2 separate regions of the Homo sapiens genome follow, and region 1 is linked to region 2. The links are chromatin contacts, found by Hi-C or POLR2A ChIA-PET in ENCODE. All regions are on one chromosome and are shown on one strand. Each heading gives the region's core, a stretch centred on a gene start or an enhancer-like site at or near the end of the contact. The rest is flanking DNA. Distances are from core to core; before and after follow the strand shown.

Region 1 (5,151 bases), core at 100-2,599, 1.1 Mb after region 2:
CCGTGCGCACCCGCCCCGCGGTCCCAGCCGGTCTCCGGCCCGGGCGTCCCTGGAGCCAGGCGGGGGCGCAGTGCCGGCCAGTCGCGCGCTCCGTTTCCTAGGAGCCGGGAAATGGTCGCCGAGGAGGAGGAGGAGGCACGGGCGGGGCGCAAAGGAAACAGGAGGAAGAGGAAGGGGAGGAGGAGTGGGAGTGGGAGAAAAGGAGGAAGGGGCGGCCGAAGCGGAGACTGGGGAGGGGCGTCCGGGGCGCGGACCTCGGCCGCGGGGAGTCTTGGCTGCCGCCGTCTCCATCGCGCCGCGCGCGTAAAGGAAATGGCGCGTCTAGCCGCGAGCGGTCGGCCCGGTGCCCCAGCGCGTCCCTCCCCCGCGGCGGCCGACCGCGTGTCCGCAGACGTCACGGGAGAGGGGCAGCGGGGCAGAGACCCTGGGAGGGCGGCCAGGGAGCGGGGGAGGGGCGGCCTGGCCCCCGGCTCCGCTCCAGCCCCGACCGACTGGCAGCCCAGTTTCTTCCCAAGTCCCGCCCCCAGCCCCGGGCGCCGCGGCGGCGGCTGCTCTCCTCTTTGTAACCGAGGAGTCAAGAAATGTGAGAAACGTGCCCTGTGTTACTTATTTGGGAGCCGAAAATTTATGCCCAGCTGAAAGCGCCCGGGGAAATATTACATCAGATGAAATGACAATGATTAAAATCAGCCTCTCCCCCGCCCCCTCCCCGAGCCCGGAGGAGGCCCGGGCGCCGCGTGGCCGGCCGGCGGGGGGCGGGGGGCTGGGCCGCGGAGGGCGCTGGGGCCTGGGCGCACCGCTCCCGGGAGGGTCCTGGCCGCGGCCCCGGCGGGAAGGCGCGGGCTTCGGGAGAGGCGGGTGGGGATCGCCCGGCGAAAGGAGGGGAAACGGCGCGTTTTTGTCGCCAGGCGCGGGCGCGCGGAGCTAATTGCGACTCTAATCCTCTGCCCCGCGGCGCAGCCGAGCCCCGAGCCAGGAGTCGCCGCGCGCGCCCGTTCGCGCTGGGTAATTTGGGGCCGGATCGCTGCCCTTTACGTCCGGGCTGGGCCGCGGCGAGGCGCTGGCTAGGGGCTGGAGTGGGGGGCTGGTTTTCTCTCCAGCAATCGAGGGAGGCCGCCGGAGAGAGAGGAGGGAGGAGAGGAGGTGGGAGCGGCGGGAGGGCAGCCGGAGAGCGGCGCGAGGAGGAGGCGGCGGCGGCGGAGGCGGCGGCCGCGAAGAGGGGAGGAGGCGAGGGGAGGGTGGGGAGGGGAGGCCCCGGCGCGCCGCGCCGCGAGGGGCCGCGTGAAGCGGGGGCCGGGGCGGGAGGGGTGGGTGGGGGGAGGGTTGGGGGCGAGAGAGAAAGTAACTCCAGGACGAGACCGGAGCGACCCGCGCAGCGAGCATAGGCGGCGAAGCTGCGCCCGGCGCCCGAGACCGGCAGCTGCGTGGGGCGGGGGCTGCGCCCGAGCCCGATCTGCCGGCTCCGAGGTAAGCTCAGCGCGGGCGGCCACCGCTCAGAGCCGCGCAACCCTGCCCCGAAGTGGCTGCGATACCGAGAAAGTCGCCCGGCCAGGGTCTGGACCTGGGCGGGGGCGGCCGCTTTGTCCCTCTGCTGGGCGGCGGGGGCTGGCGGCGCGGGGGTGCCCAGCACAAAGGCCTGGTGCAAGAGTGGGGTTGCCCACGTGGGCTGGTCCTGGCCGCGGGTGGACCCTCCCCACGCGGGCGGTCTCGGAGCTTCCTGCCGCGCGGTGTGTGTGTGTGTGTGTGTGTGTGTGTGTGTGTGTGCGCGCGCGCGCGCGCGCGCTTGTGGAGGTCCCCGCACTCTGGCCCCTGTTCTGGGCCGAGCGCCCTGCAGAGCTGGCGAGTTTCCGGGGTCAGAAACGGGCTCACGCAACTGGGGCTTCGGGATGCACAAGTCCCGGCTTGGCGCCCAAAATCAGAGAAAGTCTCCAGTGGGACAGATGTGCGTCCTCTGACGCCCACCCCACGAGTCCGAAACCTGGCAGGAGGGGCTGTCGCGCTGGTGGTGGTCCCGGGCGCGCAGGGTTTGGGGCTGGGAGAGGGGCCGCGATGGGAGGGATCGCCGCCTGCAGATCCGGTTCCCCGCTGCCCGCCCGCACCCCCTGACCTGGACGCGCGCACCCGGCACACACTCGCAAACACACCCGGGGGCGGACCCCCGCCTCTGCAGCGCCTTTCTGTCTTCCGGCGGCCCCCACCCGCGACTGCAGAAAGATAAGCTTCAAGTTTTCGCTCCGTATCTCAAATGTGCATGAAGGAATTTAACTGCACGAGTGAATAACAGCATTAGTTTCAATTAATTTTTTTTTAATCCCGGCAACAATAAACTTTGAGAACAAAAGCGCTTTTACGTCCTTAATTAGGCGAGCTTCCCATCTGTGGTCTCCAAGTGTCTGCCTCTTGATTTAACTTTGTCCCCGCCCCGCCTCCGCGGCAACCCCTCCCAGCCCAGCCCCGCGCTTCGGGTGCCGCGGCCACCCCGCCCCGCGGCGCCTCCAGCCTTGGCCCAAGCCCTCTCCCGTCGCCCCTAAGTTCACACCGGCCGGCTGGCTCCGCGGCGGAGGCGGGAGGGGGGGGGTGGGGAGGCTGGCGCGCACCAGGTGGCCCGCCTGCCTCTCCGGGGCCACCCCTGGGACAATTGTGCAGGCCCCCAGGACTTTCGCCCCGGGCCAGCGCCCTGAGTGCGGAGCCGAGGGGAGCTCGAGAGGCGCCTTCTGTTTACCTTTTATGGTTAAAATAACAGCTTAGCAAAGAAGCGACTTCAGAAGAAGCGATTTAGTGAAATCGTCTCAAGCTGCCGCAGCTCAGCCAGTTTAATCACCCCCAGAGAGCCGAACAACTGCGAGCGCAATGGGACACAAAATCATTTTGTGTGTAAATGAGCGTGGCATTCTGCTCACTTCTCTCTGCTCGGGCGGGCGGGGCTCGGCGGCGGGCGGGCAGGGACCCGGGTCTCCCGCCGCAGCTGGAGAAGCGGGTCACTACCGGGCCAGTTTGGAAACCTGTGGGCCCTCCCGACCGCTATCGCTGAGGCCCCTGCAACAGGCGGGCCAGGGCGCACTGGGGCTGGGTGCTGGGTTTGATGCTGGTGCTGGTGGAATGAACTTGTATCTCTCACTGCACCCACTTTTGTGCTTCTGACTTAAGCAGTGGTCTCGGAAAGAGGGTCGTGGTCCCGCACGGATGCGCTTGTTGGGAGAAACCTTGGAGATTCACGGCAAGGCGTAAAGCCTGGGGCTTCCAACGGTAAGTTTCTGGCTTGCCATGAACATCAGGTTGTTCTTGGGAGGGAAAAGGGGCTAAGAACAGAGTGGAGCGGCTTCTGTGATGGAGGCTTGGTGTTCACGTCACTTTGGAATAGTGTCCTGGTATTGGGGAAAACATCTTGCAGTCCGCTTTGATAGAATTTCAGCCAGAATTCCTTCCTGTTCAGTTTATCCTCAGCGCGTCTTCCCTTCTGACTCCTCCCCCAGCAGAGCCTCCTAGGGCAGGATAATCCATTCCTGAGGTCTGTTTTGGTTCTCAGAACTCCTTGAGCTAAGTGACCTGGTTTTGTTTTTTTAAGCTTGTAGAACTCAGGAATGCCAAAAGCAGTGGATTCTGAGTCCACAGGCCCCAGTGAGGGTATATATTAAACATCACTGTCTGCCCATTGCAACCTCCCACCCCAGTTTTATGTCAGGAAACTTGCCCGGGCACTCAGGGAGAGCAACCTTGCTTACATTTGCAGGATTTGATTCTGGTTGGATTAAAATTGGATATTGAATTTCAAGGCACAAATTTTGATCCCAGAGTTTTAATGGGAAAAAGCAATCCCATGGGTCCCAAGAATTTCAAGTGGTTTCTCTCTTAAAGGTTAAACCTTCGAGAGACGTCCAGGGTAGGTTTGTGGAAGCCAGTGTCTGTGGATGTGTGAAGGGGGGTGACTATTCACGTGCAAATCTCCTCTTTCCTCCCTTTTGAGACAGCTGTAAATCAGTGAACGGGGCTGCAGAATTCTGCCCCTCCTGCATAGGGCCTGCAAAGCGCCCCTGGGTGTGGCTTCCAGGGACTGAGGGACAATCTTATTTCAGGTGACTACGGCACAGAGGAGAGTTACTGAGTGCCTCTGGGGAGGAGCAGTAGAAAGGGTCCATTGGCTGATCTGCTTGCTCTGTGCTTCCTCCTGGCCACCTGGCCATCTCCTGATGCCTCGGGGGTATGTGATCCTGAGGGGTCTGGAATGCATTAGGCATAGACAACACCACTCTGGGAGTCTGGGGAGAAACTGTGAGGTACAGACTAGGCAAACAAAGACAGGTTTTCTCTGCTATTGGGAGCCACAGAGAAGAGGCGGCTTCCCAAGTGACTTGCCCTCATCCATGTGCCTGGACTTCTGCTGAACGGCTTCCCTGTGTCTGGCCAGATGCAAGCTGTATCTTATCACCATGGGGATGGTATTAAGAGAGGTCCTAGGTTCCCTGGCCCATGGAGGGTGAGGGGTGCTTTCTGAGCCTTGGTCCACAAGGCTGTTGCAAGAGGAGACACGCTTGGTAACATGGCTTGAAAGGAAAATACCAGGAAAATCTGGTTTGTTCTGAAATATTTTGGGGCAATAATGGTGAGCATATGTTTCAGTGCTGTCATTAGCCGAATTAGCAGACATGGAGCTGCCCAGAAAACACATGTGTGAGTGTGACTGTGTGTGTGTGCATGTATGTGTGTGTCATCTGCTACAGCCTGGAGGCCTGCTTTGGGGTGTGGAGACAGATAGAGAGATAGTGGCGGTGGAGTCAATCAGGGAGGGCTGCATGGACCTCGCAGGGTCTCAGAGAGCATGCAGAAAGGACAATTCTAAGTGTCTTTGACCCCATGGTACATGACTAGGAGGAATAAGCCTTCTCTGGTTTTGTCGATGCCTCCCGCAGATACTCTGGGCAGGGATGGAAGCCTAGATGCCTCACCGCAAGGAGCGGCCGAGCGGGTCCTCGCTTCACACACACGGCAGCACCGGCACCGCGGTGAGCCTGCAGGGTGGGCTGGGTCCCTGCCGGGAGTTCCCTCTTTCCCTTCTTCCCCAGTGCCTGTTTACTGGCTGTCCTTCCTTGGGACCATGACACTCCAGGTGGCTGTTGACTGGCTGTAGGATTATGTATTTTTGAAACAAAAATG
Region 2 (5,225 bases), core at 1,638-4,137:
TGACCTGTGATCCGCCCACCTTGGCCTCCCAAAGTGCTGTGATTATAGGCGTGAGCCACTGCACCTCCCCACTAATTTTCTTTTAAGAGGAGGGGTCTCACTGTGTTTCCCAGGCTGGTCTTGAATTCCTGGCCTCAAGTTATCCTCCCGCCTCGCCCTCCCTAAGTGTTAGGGTTACAGACATTACCCACCATGCCTGGACAATAAGTGTTTATTGATTTAATCCACCAAGTTTTTGACTAATTTGTTAACAGCATTAGGTAAATAACATATCCACAAATTATCCTGTGAGCAGAGCACTTTAGATATGAATATGATATCTGTATCTCTTTGAATGCTCATGGATAGTTCTTTGCTTCTGTATCATTTCTTGGCTACAGTTCAGATAACTGAGTTTATATGACATGATCTCTGAATCCATAAACTGTAATTGTGTCATCTCAGTGCCCCAAATATGACAGTCATGGCAGTGTGCACATTTTGGACACTGTTCTGTGTTGGTTAAGGTCCAGTTTCTGCCAGGTGTGGTGGCTCACACCTGTAATCCCAGCACTTTGGGAGGCTGAGGTAGGCAGATCACTTGAGGTCAGGCGTTAGAGACCAGCCTCACCAACATGATGAAACCTTGTCTCTGCTAAAAATACAAAAATTAGTCAGGCGTAGTAGCATGCGCCTGCAATCCCAGCTACTCCAGAGGCTGAGGCAGGAGAATTGCTTGAACCCGAGAGGCAGATATTGCAGTAAGCCGAGATCGCACCACTGCACTCCAGCCTGGTGAGAGCGCCAGACTCCCTCTCAAAAAAAAAAAAGGTTCAGTTTCTGTTGTTTTGCTATGCACCCAGGACCAGGACTTGGTCATCTCACTCATGAGTAACCAGCTTCTGTGAAAACCAGCTGATGTTGAAACACACACATTCACCTACAAAACCACGGTGTTATTTTACAGCAAAGGGAGTAGTATGTTCTTAAGACCCTTAATCCCTCCATAAATGGTTAGTCATCTGTAAAATAGTGGTAACTGTTTCCACTTCATGGGGTTTTGTAAGAATTACACAACTAATACTAATAAAGTTCCTAGTGCCTCACACACTGTACCCAGTAACTACTAATATTATTATCCCCTAGGATTATTATTACTCCTAGTATTGAAGACATGTTACTTTAATCACCTGAGTGCCTTTCTCTCCATTGCTCTGTATTTTTATTTTATTTATTTATTTATTTTTTTGAGACAGAGTCTCGCTCTGTCACCCATGCCGGAATGCAGTGGCAGGATCTTGGCTCACAGCAACCTCCACCCAGATTCAAGTGATTCTCCTGCCTCAGCCTCCTGAGTAGCTGCAACTATAGGCGCGGGCCGCCACACCCAGCTAATTTTTGTATTTTTAGTAGAGGCGGGGTTTTGCCATGTTGGCCATGCTGGTCTTGAAGTCCTGGCCTCAGGTGATCCGACCACCTCGGCCTCCCAAAGTGCTGGGATTACAGGTGTAAGCCACAGCGCCTGGCCAGAGACCAGGTCTCTTCAAACAAAAAAACAAACAAAACCCCTAAATATTGACAATGTCATCTGTGGATTCTACCCAGGAAATAACCCACATTAAAATGATGGTTTGTGAGGGTCGGCAGGGGTATAGTGTATTTCATCCAAAAACATAACAAATGTGTGATCCAATTATAATAGCAATTATGGGAAAAGCTGTCGGTGACTGATAAGGAGTTATAAAAGAAAAGACTCAAATTTACACAGGCTTTTCAAAAGATCATAATCCTGCTATTGGAGGTGGAAGTCTTCTAGACACTAACAAGGTGGAGAGAAATCTCCATGTGGAGGCCCAGATTAAACATCTCCCATCAAAGTGGAACTCGTCAAATGTCCTAAGACACCTAAGGCCGTCCCCAGGCGCCCTGACAATAAAAGGTAACCAGAACACGAGAGAAATTACTCTGGGAGTACCTTTCACATTCAAGGTGTGCAGTAGGAAATTTATAAATTGGCATCTGGCTCGTCCATTCATTTCTCATTGGTGTGGTTCACGTGTGCTTGCAAAGGTCAGACTTCTGCCCTTCGAATGTCCTCTCTCCCTCTCCCACAGAAAACACCCACATGTGGGTCCTTGTTTAAAGCAGAAAGTCCTAGTCCTTAGCTTTTAGTGAGGTGGATGTCATCAGGCCTGGGTTGGCATCCTGTTTTTTACCATGGCAAGTCATATGCGCCCTTAAGCATTCCTGCTTTTGGTCCAAGCTTCCTGCGTGGGAATACTGCGGTCCTCCTTTCAGGCAGCTGTGAATGACAAACGGTCGCTGGCTGCCGTGACACCCATTGTCCCGCGAGAGTGCCCTAGCTGGGCCCCAGTGCACTCGAGGCGGTCCCTGCTCGGGTGCCCCTCCCACAGGCAGGCGCCGTTGCCGACCAAACGCCCAGGTTCACCCAACGCCAGAGGCTCGTCCTCAATTCCCGCGAGGCCCCCGGAGGTGCTGGGGTCCCTGCAGGGCCGGGCCACCTGCCGTGGAGCTCAGGCCGCGCCAGAATCGGATCCGGGAAGCTGCGCGCCATGAGCAGCTCCCTGCGGCCGGGCCCCAGCCGCTGGCGGCGGGCGGCCAGCATCGTCCTGGCGGCTGGCTGGTCGCGCCCGGAGACCGCCACCCCGCCGTCGCGCCCGCCGCCGGCCGAGGGCTTCCGGCTGCTGCTGCTGCAGCGCTCCCCGCACCAAGGCTTCATGCCGGGCGCGCACGTCTTCTCCGGCGGAGTGCTGGATGCGGCCGACCGCTCGGCGGACTGGCTGGGCCTCTTCGCGCCGCACCACGGGCCGCCGCGCTTCGGCCTGGGCCCGGCGCCATTCAGCCGCACCGCTTTCCCGTCGCTGCCCGACACCGATGACCACAAGACCGACAACACTGGGACGCTGCCTGAGGACGTAGCCTTCCGCATCTGCGCCGTGCGGGAGGCCTTTGAGGAGGCGGGCGTGCTGCTGCTGCGGCCCAGGACTTCCCCACCAGGCCCAGCACCCGGGCCTGGCCTCGCCCTGGAGCCACCGCCGGGCCTGGCCTCCTGGCGCGACCGCGTGCGCCAGGACCCGCGCCACTTCCTGCGGCTGTGCGCCCACCTCGACTGCACACCCGACATCTGGGCGCTGCACAACTGGAGCGCCTGGCTCACCCCTTTCTTGCGGGGCACCACTCGCCGCTTTGACACGGCCTTCTTCCTGTGCTGCCTGCGCGAGCCGCCGCCCGTCTACCCCGACTTGGCGGAGGTGGTGGGCTACCAGGTAAGGCCTGCTCAGGGCCTTGCTGCGGACCGCCAGGACGTGAGAGGGAGGACCCCTCCCAGCGGCCCAGGCCCCCAAGGGACCCCCGCATAGGCCAAGCCCAGAGAGATTAAGCAGCAAGGAACGCTTAGACGGGCTGGAAACTCTCACCCCTGTAGACCAAAGCCATGCTCTTGGTGAAGTGCTCTCTGCTTTCCTAGGCTTTGGGGTCTCAAGGCCTGGAGCCTGTCTCTCCACGTGGTTCCTCCAGCGTGGCCACTGTGTAAGCACTTGTACATGTGTAGACATAGTACATCTCCACAGCCGTTTAATTTGGTTTTCTTGGAGAACAGACTTAATATGATCCAGTCTTCCTATTTTTATTTATTTTTGGTACAGATGGGGGTCTTGTCTCTCTGTGTTGCACACCCAGGCTCGTCTCCAGCTCCTGGTGTGTCCAGAATTGGTTCCTTCCAGTGGGTTCTTGGTCTCGCTGACTTTAAGAATAAAGCCGCGGACCCTCGAAGTGAGTGTTACAGTTCTTAAAGATGGTGTGTCCAGTTTCTTCCTTCAGATGTTCAGATGTGTCTGGAGTTTCTTCCTTCTGGTAGGTTCGTGGTCTCGCTGACTTCAGGATTGAAGCCGCAGACCTTCGCAGTGAGTGTTACAGCTCTTAAAGGTGGTGCGTCAGGAGTTGTTTGTTCCTCTTGGTGGGTTTGTGGTCTCGCTGGCTTCAGGAGCGAAGCTGCAGACATTTGTGGTCAGTGTTACAGCTTATAAAGGTAGTGCGGACCCAAGGAGTGAGCAGCAGCAAGATTTATTGCAAAGAGCAAAAGAACAAACCTCCCACAGCGGAAGGGGATCAGAGCAGGTTGGGTGCTGGTGGCTGGGTGGCCAGCTTTTATTCCCTTATTTGGCCCTGCCCATGTCCTGCTGATTGGTCCATTTTGCAGAGTGCTGATTGGTCCATTTTTACAGAGTGCGGATTGGTGCGTTTACAAATCTTTAGCTAGACAGAGCACTGATTGGTGCGTTTTTACATAGTACTGATTGGTGCATTTACAAACCTTTAGCTAGACACAGAGCACTGATTGGTGCGTTTTTACAGAGTGCTGATTGGTGCATTTACAAATCTTTAGCTAGACAGAAAAGTTCTCCAAGTCCCCACTGGACCCAGGAAGTCCAGGGGCTTCACCTCTCAATCCCGCCTCTAAACAGGGCACCCCATCTGCTGTTGGGAATTGGGCAATGACTGCTCTAGCTACTTCCTGCTGGACAGGGGCAAAGAAGGGGCCCTGCAGTTGTAGTGTCCTCCAGAGGGGAACTCTCTAGGCCAGTGAAAGGGCCAGTGGGTCGGTCCAGGGGTCCTCGGTAGAAGTTGTTAGTTGAGCTCATTTGGGTTTCCGTTTGTAAGACCATCTGTAGTTTGATGGCCTTGATTCTAGAGGAAACAAATTTGACAAGGAGGTTAAAAATACAGGGCCCGAAGGCGAGTAATAGTAAAACGGCTGTCACAGGATGTAGAAAGGGGAGAAGCCATGTTGCCCAACTCCAGAGGTTGGTATAAGAGTTTGAAAGGCGTTGTCTGATTTCAGAAACCTTTTCCTGTAAATGCCGGGCGGCATCTTGCACTATCCCTGACTTGTTAGTGTAAAAACAACACTCTTCCCCTAAGGTGCAAAGTCCTCCTTTCTCAGCAGTGAGGAGGTCTAGGCCTCGGGGGTTTTGGAGAGTCACTGCTGCCAGAGTCTATTTGGGATTGTAGTTACTATCCTTACTGAATAGATTTTGTTATTTCTTGCAAACTGTCTGAGAAATACTTTGAGAGTGTGTGGTAGTAAGATAATGAAGTAGATAAACTGGCTATTCCGGTTCCTGTAGCAGTGGCCATTTCTAGCCCTATAAGTAGGGGTATCAGTTGTATGGCCCTGTGCTGATGGACTTGAGCTTTGAGGGGCACTGATAGGGTCTGATGTCCAT

What was found. A loop is a pair of places that touch in the nucleus more often than their neighbours do. ChIA-PET counts read pairs that join two places held with the same protein, here RNA polymerase II (POLR2A). Pooled maps may share reads with other maps.
Region 1: a loop to region 2 is called in a pooled map, with 10 times the contacts of the local background. The contact joins the promoter of KCTD15 here to the promoter of NUDT19-DT in region 2. A Hi-C loop is called at or near these places in 5 of 50 pooled maps. POLR2A ChIA-PET finds 5 or more read pairs at or near these places in 2 of 52 experiments (A673 and SK-N-SH).

What each region holds. Positions count from the first base shown.
Region 1 is chr19:33,795,521-33,800,671 of GRCh38, forward strand. It overlaps KCTD15 (potassium channel tetramerization domain containing 15), which reads left to right and starts at 1,350. Exons shown (of 7, transcript NM_001129994.2): 1 at 1,350-1,467; 2 at 3,148-3,246; 3 at 4,908-5,000. The coding sequence starts at 4,935. RefSeq lists a silencer at 1-48 and an enhancer at 4,463-5,151.
Region 2 is chr19:32,689,409-32,694,633 of GRCh38, forward strand. It overlaps NUDT19-DT (NUDT19 divergent transcript), which reads right to left and starts at 2,888. Exons shown (of 2, transcript NR_186320.1): 1 at 1,955-2,888. It overlaps NUDT19 (nudix hydrolase 19), which reads left to right and starts at 2,413. Exons shown (of 3, transcript NM_001105570.2): 1 at 2,413-3,266. The coding sequence starts at 2,553. It overlaps LOC124904690 (a long non-coding RNA gene), which reads right to left. Exons shown (of 2, transcript XR_007067226.1): 2 at 3,557-4,686. RefSeq lists a silencer at 2,376-2,785.